2 separate regions of the Homo sapiens genome follow, and region 2 is linked to region 1. Evidence: read pairs that join two places in POLR2A ChIA-PET (ENCODE). Cell type or tissue: GM12878. All regions are shown on one strand. Region 1 overlaps SH3KBP1 (SH3 domain containing kinase binding protein 1). Region 2 overlaps SH3KBP1 (SH3 domain containing kinase binding protein 1).

What was found. Peaks named below come from ENCODE experiments on the same cell type or tissue, not always from the same donor. Only the 100,000 strongest peaks of a DNase experiment are listed, where the experiment ranks them.
Region 2: POLR2A ChIA-PET joins it to region 1 with 5 read pairs; 2 of 35 experiments call an interaction of 5 or more read pairs at or near these places.

The regions. Positions count from the first base shown.
Region 1 is chrX:19,726,731-19,731,730 of GRCh38, reverse strand. All of the region lies in intron 3 of SH3KBP1 (SH3 domain containing kinase binding protein 1), which reads left to right. Among named protein-coding and RNA genes, the nearest start is that of SH3KBP1, 160 kb to the left of the region's middle. RefSeq lists an enhancer at 2,411-2,510. In GM12878, no CTCF peak of the experiment used is centred here; no DNase peak of the experiment used is centred here; H3K27ac peaks cover 2,504 bases.
Region 2 is chrX:19,824,570-19,829,569 of GRCh38, reverse strand. The region is part of intron 2 of SH3KBP1 (SH3 domain containing kinase binding protein 1); the gene reads left to right. Among named protein-coding and RNA genes, the nearest start is that of SH3KBP1, 61 kb to the left of the region's middle. In GM12878, no CTCF peak of the experiment used is centred here; no DNase peak of the experiment used is centred here.

The sequences.
Region 1 (5,000 bases):
ATACCCTAATCCTTTTGAAAAACAAGTTACTTCAAGGCAAACTACCAGAGGGAGAACTAACTTATTAAGTTACATGGTTAAGGGGAAGCTGTTGAAATTCTGTGATTCAGAGAAATTGTCTTTGGTTTCTGAGTACCGAGGGAGAGAGGAGACTTATTAAACATCTGTTTTAAGAGTGGATCCTAGAATAAGTACTAAACCTAGGTCTTGGCCTGACCACAGGCAGTTTACTAGAGAGAGAGAAGGTGAAATAGTTTCAGAGGAGGAAATTGCAACTAGATCTTGAGTAATGAGATTGAAGGTGGAGCTAAGTTAGAAGGGTAACACTGTGCTCAAAGAGAAGGGTCCTAAAATTTTCACATTCACTTGTGTAACATGCGATGGCGAGTGCGAGAATGTATACAAGACAAGGGAAGGTTTCAATTTCATGTGAACATTTTAATCTATATTTGATTTTACCCTTTTGCCCAAGGTTTTATAAATGAAAGTGTAGGCCGGGCGCAGTGGCTCACGCCTGTAATCCCAGCACTTTGGGAGGCCGAGGCGGGCGGATTACCTGAGGTCAGGAGTTCGAGATCAGCCTGGGCAACATGGTGAAACCCCGTCTCTACTAGAAATACAAAATTAGCCGGGCGTGGTGACACATGCCTGTAATCCCAGCTACTCGGGAGGCTGAGGCAGGAGAATCGCTTGAACCTGGGAGGCGGAGGGTGCAGTGAGCTGAGATTGCGCCATTGCACTCCAGCCTGGGCAACCAGAGTAAATCTCCGTCTCACCAAAAAAATAAACAAATAAATAAAATAAAATAAAATAAATGAAAGTGTATAGAGTTCAGTTTATTTTCTATATAGATGTGTACTCTTCCCTTTTTGTTGGAGTACATGGGCCAGACCTAGCTTTTCCTTCATTTCTGGGCTTTTCCTTCTCTGATATTTGATTCCTCATCACTTTCATCAGGACCAGGGAGGGAAAGTTAATTTTGGACTATGTGATTATGCATCAGTTTTGCCTGTCAGGAACCTAGTATTATGAATGATTAATGATTAGTATTGTTCTAAGATTTCAATTTAGGTAAAATTTATCTCTCTAACCACCTGCAGCTTGCTTGTTGAAGATTCTGTAACACTAGAGCAGGGAGGTGACAATCCCTGTGGGGGTGGCCTGAGAAGCTCTTTTCTCCCCTCCCACCCTTAGTCTCTTCTTGCTTCTTTTTCCTCTCTGCCCCCTTCTTTTCTCCCTAGGGCCCACTTGGATGGATTCTTTGGTATTGTCATTCCTTACAAAGGAAAATAAAAATTCCCAGATAGTTTGCCACTGAGTTTTCCCTTTAATTATTTTACCCCTTTGCTAGCCCACATTATTTGAGAGATTAAAGCAAACAAATGAACACAGCGTGCTGCTTAATAGTTATTTCTTTTATGGAAATAGAGTTCTGCTATGTTGCCCAGGCTGGTCTTAAACTCCTAGCCTCTAGTGATTCTCCCAACTTGGCTGCTCAAAGTGCTTAATAGTTATTTTTTTTAAATATTGTTTAGGGAAAAAATGATACCAGTTGTTTTATATTTGACCTTTTTTAAAAAAAAGCTTTAAAGCAGCTCTTTGATAATATCACTAGAAGTAGTTTATTTCTTTTTGAAGAAATTAGCTTCCTTTGTAATTTACTTTTGACTACATCATTGAGATAAAAGGTAAGGCAGTTGAAACTATGTACAAAAAGGAAAAAAAAAATCGCTCAGTTACTGATGGGTCTGGCACTGTGTGGTTAGGGATGGGAAAACCAGCATACACTAGAAATGAAAATCCTGTTTCTATTTCATACGTATACATATACTTTAAAAACTTTACATGTTCCCTCCTAAGCTTTGGCCCTGTAGCTCTTGCCCTTCTTGCACAGAACTCATGTGCAATTCACATTAATGTTGAAGAGACTCCTTTCCTCCCTCCTTCTCTCCCTTCTTCCTTCTTTCCTCTGTTCCTTTCTTCCTCTGACTCTCTCTCCATCCTTCTCTTCCATACTTTCTAAGGACCATCCCATTCTGGAGTGGGCCCTTAGGGTGTGGGTATATTTAAGTGTGTGTCATTAGCTCTTAGTTACCTTTTCACAGAGTTGATGGGAATAAAATGGACCATTGAAATCCAGGAATGACCCACAGAAATGCTTTTGCAGTTTAACTCTAAACCTTTTTATTAGAAAGGCTTATATAGGATGTGATTTCACTTTTCTCACTTCCTGCTGATCCTCTCAGGTGGAGGTGATCATAAATTTAAAAATGACCAAACCTAGGCAGCAAGAAGGAAGAGAGGTAAGCATCAGCTGGGGATTTTGTAGGATCAGTCTCTCTCCTTCCACATGTTCATAAATTATGAACTGTATCGATCCATTCACATTGATGTATGAACTCATTCTGCCAAAAGCCCAAGTTGAAGTGGAAAATGGAAAGTGATCATTTATTAGAGCTGATGAGTGTCAGCTTTGTACTGAAACAAAGAAAACGAAACCACACAGGCCTGGACGGCCTCCCCTTCAACCCTAAGATTCTGTGGCCAGAGGCAAGTGGGCCTGGGGGTAACCAGCAAGACTTAGTAACAGTTTACAAATATCCTGCCTGTTTTCAGTGGCTTGGAATCAGACTGTTATCTCCTTGAGGCTGGAAAAGCATTTCTGTGCCTTTATCTCCCCATGACTTCTGCCCAGGATGATTCAGACACCCTCACTGGAATTATCTTCATCTGAATAATTCTCAGCTCTATCAGCCATTATCAATGTTGGGAAGGTTATTTCACCTTTTTAAGCATCGATTTCTTCATCTGCAAGTTGAAAGGTTGAGAAGTTTCTAGTATGTCTTCAGCTGGGCATGGTTTCTAAAAGCTTTTGTTCCTATCTTCATCAGAACATAACTAGTTCTCCAGTTCAGGGTCATGGTACTGTTTATATAGAGTCCTCAAAGCATTTTAACCTGTGAGCCCTCATTTGGTTATTAAGCTTTTGGAAATGTTGAAAAGCTTAAGCATCCCACTTCTCTCTTTGCAAACCCTCCCCAACGTTCCCAGGAAGAAATATTGGGGTCCAGTCTGTGTACCATCAGCCCATTCTAGCTCCTACAGCTGACAAACATTTGTTGAACAAATCAAGTTCCCACATGACCAGTCAGAAGCCTCTGGAGAGCTTCAAAGAATTCTTTGCTGAGAATGCCCCATGGTGATTTTGTTGAGTAATGAAGTTAAAATAATGTTTCTGTCTTTGGTAAACCACCCATTCTCACCTACTGCATGGCAGCATGGGTTTCTGCCAGTCTTTACTCAGCTTGATTGCACAAGGTTGGGCAGGTGGTGAGATGTGTATTCACTTTGCCTTCAGCTCAGCATGCTTCAGAATACAGGTTTAGCATCCCAAATGTGAAAATCCAAAATCTGAAATGCTCCAAAATCTGAAACTTTTTATGTGCTGACGTGACGTTTAAAGAAAATGCTCATTGGAGCATTTTGGATATCAGATTACAGATACTCAACTGGCAAGTATAATGCAAATATTCCAAAACATGAAAAAAAAATCTGAAATCCAAGACACTTCTGGTCCCAAGCTTTTCTGATGAGGGATATTCAACCTGAACTGCCTCTTCCAAAGGCTTTTGCATATCATCTCCATATTTATTTCAGTGGGTGTGGGATAGAATCACAAATTCTAGCTGCCAGTTCCTTCTCCTCAACCTGTTAGATGATAGCTAAAGATTGCTAGCTAAGTGATACTTTTTTATTTGAGATGGTGTCTCGCTCTGTTTCCAGGCTGGAGTGCAGTGGTGTGATCTCGGCTCACTGCAACCGGGTTCAAGTGATTCTCCTGCTTCAGCCTCCTGAGTAGCTGGGACTTACAGTCACGTTCCACCGCGCCCAGCACGTTTTTGTATTTTTAGTAGATACTGGGTTTCACCATGTTGGCCAAGATAGTCTCAATCTCTTGACCTTGTGATCTGCCTGCCTCGGCCTCCCAAAATGCTGGGATTACAGGCATGAGCCACCACGCCCGGCCTAAGTGATATTTTTTAAAGCATGTTTAATATTTCAAAATGAGGTTTTAACAGAGACACATAGAAAGGGATCAACAAGGGACTTGAACAAATATTTGCACACCCACATTCAGAGCAGCATTATTCGCAATAGGCAAAAGGTGGAAGCAACCCAAGTGTTCATTGAGGATGAATTGATAAACAAATATTATCCAGCCTTAAAAAGGAAAGAAATTATGACACATGCTGTAACATGGATGAACTTTGAGGACATTATGCTAAGTGAAATAAACCAGACACAAACAGACAAATACTATATGATTCCACTTATGTGAGGTACCTAGAGTAGTCAAATGTATAGAGACAGAAAGTAGGATGGTGGTTTGCAGGGGCTGAGGGAGGGATAATGGGCAGTTATTGTTTCATAGGTATATAATTTCAGTTTTGCAAAATGAAAAGACTTCTGGAGATGGATGTTGGCGATAGTTGCACAACAATGTGAGTGTACTTAATGCCACTGAACTGTACACTTAAAATGGTTAAGATGGTAAATTTTATGTTATGAATGCTTTACCACAATAAAAAAGGATCAAGAATAACATGACAAATACCCAACACCCTTCTACCCACTACCAGCTAAGAAATTCTATCAATTAGCAATTACAGTTGATCTGTCATGTATGTTACCTTGTCTCAGTTGCATTGTGTGTGTTTCTTGAGAAGCGTGATGGATGACTTGGGTAAGAGAATTCTGGGTCAAGAGAGCATTCCTTCTCCTGTTTTCTTTTCATTTTTATTTGTTAGTTAAAGATAAACATAGTACAATAAGTAAAAAATTAATAACCTTTCTCTGTCCTTTAAAATTAGTGTTCCTAACTCTAAAAAGCAATGTTTCTAGAAACTTCTGTTTACCCTTTGGGCTCTGATGAATGTGGAGAAAAGAGAGAGAACACTTAACTCACCAGGATGGAAGAATAAGATAAAATATTTGCAACC
Region 2 (5,000 bases), 98 kb before region 1:
TTCACATGTTGGCCAGGACGATCTCAATCTCTTGACCTTGTGATCCGCCTGCCTCGGCCTCCCAAATTGCTGGGATTACAGGCATGAGCCACTGCGCCCAGCCCCTTTACTTTCTTAATAAATTTGCTTTCATTAAAGAAAAAAAAAAAAAGAACAGACAGTTCCACCAAGCCTTTTCCCAATGATTCCTCTCCCCCTAGGAAATTGATCATCATACATTAGTTTTGCCTGTACTAGAATTTTGTATAAATGGAGTCATACAATATATGTTCTTTTATATATGACTGGTGCACAACAAAATGTTTTTGCGTACATCGGTACTTTGTTCTTGCTGTGTAGTATCCCATTATGATGAATATCCCATAATTTGTTTAATATTTTGTTGATGGATATTTGGGTTGTTTCCAGTTTGAGGATTTTATTGATAGAGGCTCTGAACATTCTTGTATGTTGTCTTATGGACATTAGCACTAATTGCTCTTGCATATGCACACATGTAAGAGTGGAATTGCTGCTGTCACTGACTTTCAACCTGTAGATTTTTCTCTGTGTAAAGTTGTGGCTTCCATTGGGTGAGGGGAGGAGGTGCCATACCTGTGCCTGAAGCCTCATTTGCGCCACACTAGTCAATTTAGCTAATCAGCCTGAATCTTGTCATAATGTAGCCACCTATGAATATAACTGGTGAGGCGTCCTGATGCACAGAACCCAATCTCCCAGTGATGATTTGATTATTGGGCCCCAGGAACTGACAAAGACTGATTTTTAATTTATTTTTTTATTTTTTTTAGACAGTCTTGCTCTGCCACCCAGGCTGGAGTGCAGGGGTGGGATCATAGCTCACTGTAGCTTCAAACTCCTGGGCTCAAGTGATCCTCTTGCCACAGCCTCCCAAGTAGCTAGGACCACAGGTATATGCCACCTCACCTGGGTAATTATTTTGTATTTTTTGTATAGACGGGGTTTCACCATATTGCCCAGGCTGGTCTCCAACTCCTGCGCTCAAGTGATCCGCCCGCCTCAGCCTCCCAAAGTGCTGGGATTACAGGCGTGGGCCACCGTGCCTGGGCGGGTCTTGCTATGTTGTTCAGCTGGTCTTGAACTCCTGGGCTCAAGTGATCCTCCCGCCTTGGCCTGCCCAAGTGTTGGGATTACAAGTATGAGCCACTATGCCAGGCCTATTATATTGTTAAAAACATACAAAGAACATGTGTCAAAGTTTCGTTGAACTTATTTAATGAGGGAACTAGCAGAATAACAAAACAAGCTCAGTGAGGATATGAGGAACTCAGTGGAAAAAAAAAAAACCTCAGTGGAAAAAGGAATGTTCAAATAAGATTGCTAAGTTAGGTTCAAAACTGGTTCATGTCTTAGAGAACAATAAAATCTTTACCTTTGGGGTTATCATCTCTACCAGAAAAGAAAAAAGAGAAAACAGCATACCTTATCATTTTTCTACATTATCTTCTGACTTTTATAGGATTGTAAAATATCCTAGTAGTGTTAGTTAAATCAAGTTACATTTTCAGAGTCAGGTGACCCTCCTGGCGGGGGATGGGGGGGAGTGTTTATTAAAAATGCAATAGCATGACATTAAAAGGTCACATGATCATCTTTTTTGCCTAGTTTCTAAGTTTTGGGTTTTTTGTTTGTTTGTTTGTTTGTTTGTTTGTTTGTTTTTTTGTTTAACAGACCATGACAGACCATAATATGGGGTACAATAATAGGAAAAACTAGGATGATATCTTAAAGTCATTTAATGAAAAAAAAAAAAAAAAAAAAAAAAAAGACTGCACTTCTGGGACCTCAGACTGCTACCTAAAACAGAAAGCCAGTCACCTATTTCAGGTAGATGTGGACTCTTTCACAGGGGTTAATTTTCCCATGTTGGATTTAACTACCAGTATCTTCCTTTTAAAACCTTACCCTCAGATCCAGACAACATTGTTCTTTAGTCAAGCAAAGCATGTATAAGCAGCCTTTTCTTCTGAGTTCTCCTGGAAGGGACCCACAGCTATTCATTTTCAAATGAATTTTAAAAGAAAAAAAGCCTTGAAACTATAGCTCGGGCTGATGTGCATGTGTCTGCCTGCTCTTTTAGGGGACATTTGTCTGTTAGGGGACATTTGATAAAGTTCAACAGGACACAGGCCCTCAACATTTTGTAGCTCACAGATAGACATGTGGAAGGCAGGAAGCTATGATAGGGGTTAAAAGAATATGCTTGTTGATCTTTAAATTTATCTGACTCTGTCTGTGAGGAAGTAAGCTGTTTTCTCTGCCTGTTTTTGTATGTGTTCGGCAAAAGTACATTTTCCCCTCTGCCTGCCCAATTGTTGATGGGTGAAGTGTGTACACTTGCAGCTTGCATGTCCTATGTGTGCTGAGCATAACCATTCTCAGCTCACTTGCCGTGGCCTCAGCTTTCATTTGCTAGGTGTTTTAGATCTCTCTTTGGCACATTTAGAGCCCATTTTGATATTTGTTTAAAGTGGTTGGTGAATGTGGCTGTTCTTTTTTGATCCATGAGGCGAAAGGCCAGTATTTTGCCTAATTGTACCACTCCAAGATAAAGCTCACAGTTACTTTGTTCTTCTTGATTTATGAAGGGATCACAAATCTACTTCAACAAGTGTCATAAAGTAGAGATTTTCAGGTTACTGTTCTACATTCAAAGACCCTGACATGGACCTCTTTAATCATATTTCACTTTTCTTTAAACTTTAAACTCAAGGGCCATTAATTTTGTGAATTATATGGATGATTGTTTTCAAGATGTTTGTCTCTCTTCACAAGGTAGCAGTAATTTTTCTGGGTGTGTTATGTTATGTTATGTTATGTTATGTTATGTTATGTTATGTTATGTTATGTTATGTTATGTTATTTAGAGACAGTGTCTCCTTCCATAGCCTAGGCTGGAGTGTAGTGGTATGATCATGGCTCACTGCAGCCTCAACCTCCCAGGCTCAGGTGATTCTACCACCTCAGCCTCCCGAGTAACTGGGACTATACACATGTAACCACCTAACCTGTTTTTTTTTTTTAAATTTTTTGTAGAGATGGGGGTATCACTATGTTGCCCACGCTGGTTGCCCTCCTGGGCTCAAGTGATCCTTTCGCTTTGGCCTCCCAAAATGCCAGGGTTATAGGCAGGAGCCACCGTGCCCTGTCCAGGTATGTATTATAATGTGCAGAGCCTCATCTTGCTCACAACATTTAGTCCTGGTGTCCTTGGGCATGTGGGCATCTGCTGTGTGTTAGGCACCAGAGGATATAAACTCAAATGAGATGGACTGAATGGAATATTGTCACAAATGTAACTTCTAGAGGATGATAGTTTTAGCTCCTATGACCTGCCTTTGGGAATTCTGTGCTTTAAACATTGTTCTACAAAGATATTCTGTAAAGATGTTCTGGATTAAAATGCCACTTGAGAAGTTTCTGGCTGAATTCATCCAGCAACTGTTAGAATGTGCTAAATGAACCTACAGTTAGCTTTTTGGCCCTGATGGCTGTGTTACTTTATGGAGTAATAATGGCTGCATTCTATTCAAGGCTTACTGGCTGCCTGGCATTGTATGTATAATCTACCCATGTCTGTCTGTGTACAGTGACTAAAATTTGTTGAGCCCTTACTGTATGCCAGGTAGGAAGGAGGCCAAGCCCTTTCCATGTTTTTTTGTTTGTTTGTTTTTTGAGATTGAGTCTCACTCTGTCACCCAGGCTGGAATGCAGTGGTGCAATCTGGGCTCATTGCAACCTCCACCTCCCAGGTTCAAACAGCTCTCGTGCCTCAGCCTCTGGAGTAGCTGGGATTACAGGCGTGCACCACCACGCCTGGCTGATATTTGTATTTTTAGTAGAGATAGGGTTTTGCCATCTTGGCCAGTCTGGTCTCAAATTCCTGGTCTCAAGCAATCCACCTGCCTCAGCCTCCCAAAGTGCCGGGACTACAGGCATGAACCACCGTGCCCAGCCCCTTTCCATGCTTTTTTATCTCATCAAATTCTTCTACCACTCTATGACAGGTAACTGAGGCATATCAGTGTTAAAAGCCATACTCACAGTCACACAAACTAGTGAGGAGCAAAGAGAGCATTAGAATCTAGGCCAACCAGCTCTGCAACCTGAGCTCAAGCGGGCAGCATTATCTGGGTGTCTGAATTGTCCTGACAGGACTGTGCTCCTCACCATTATTGTCTGCTGTATTATGCCTTCCCCAAGTGTCCATTCAGGTGGAATCATGGTATTTAACTTATTTCTGTCTGCATTTTAAATAATTCTCTTCAAAAGTTGGCCCTTTCAACTCAAAAGAACAACCTTTGCCTGGATTTATGGGCTTGTGTTGTTTTTTCCTACAAATTCTGAAATTAAGGCAATTAGGGAAAATATTTCGTTATTATTAATTTGTAAGCACACGTTGTTTTGCAGTGTTCAGCAGGCTATGCTTTCTAGGAGTTTGACTGTCTTTTCTATCAGTGGTAAATAATCAAGATGTGTGACTATCCAATTGTTCCCCATCCACGGGGCCCTCAAAACCAACCAATTCCAGCTCAAATTATTCTTGAAACTTTAAACATACAGTTTTCTTTCAGAAAAACAATTTCTAAAACTAACAACTGGAACCTGTTAGATTCTGTTGTGAGAAATGTTATTCCAAGTAGGGTCTGGAGTAATTAAGTACAAGTGTGTTACCAATAAGAACCCACATCATTTGGTGGTTTCTTCAGGCTTTGTAACTGTTGTAGTGCAGAAAATGTGGTGGAGGGGGGCGGTCTTGTGACTCAGGGAGAGCTGTGACCTCAGTGAGTTTTAATCGCCTGACTGAGTTGATCGTGGTGATTATGCATAATGGAATCTTATTTTCTTAATGGCAAGATTATCGAATCTTAGCTTGGAAAGGGACTTTAAGATCATGTGTTTTAACCCTTAGCTTTCTACCAGATCAAAATCTAAACCATCTGAGATATCACCGTGATCATTACTGGATATTTAAACTT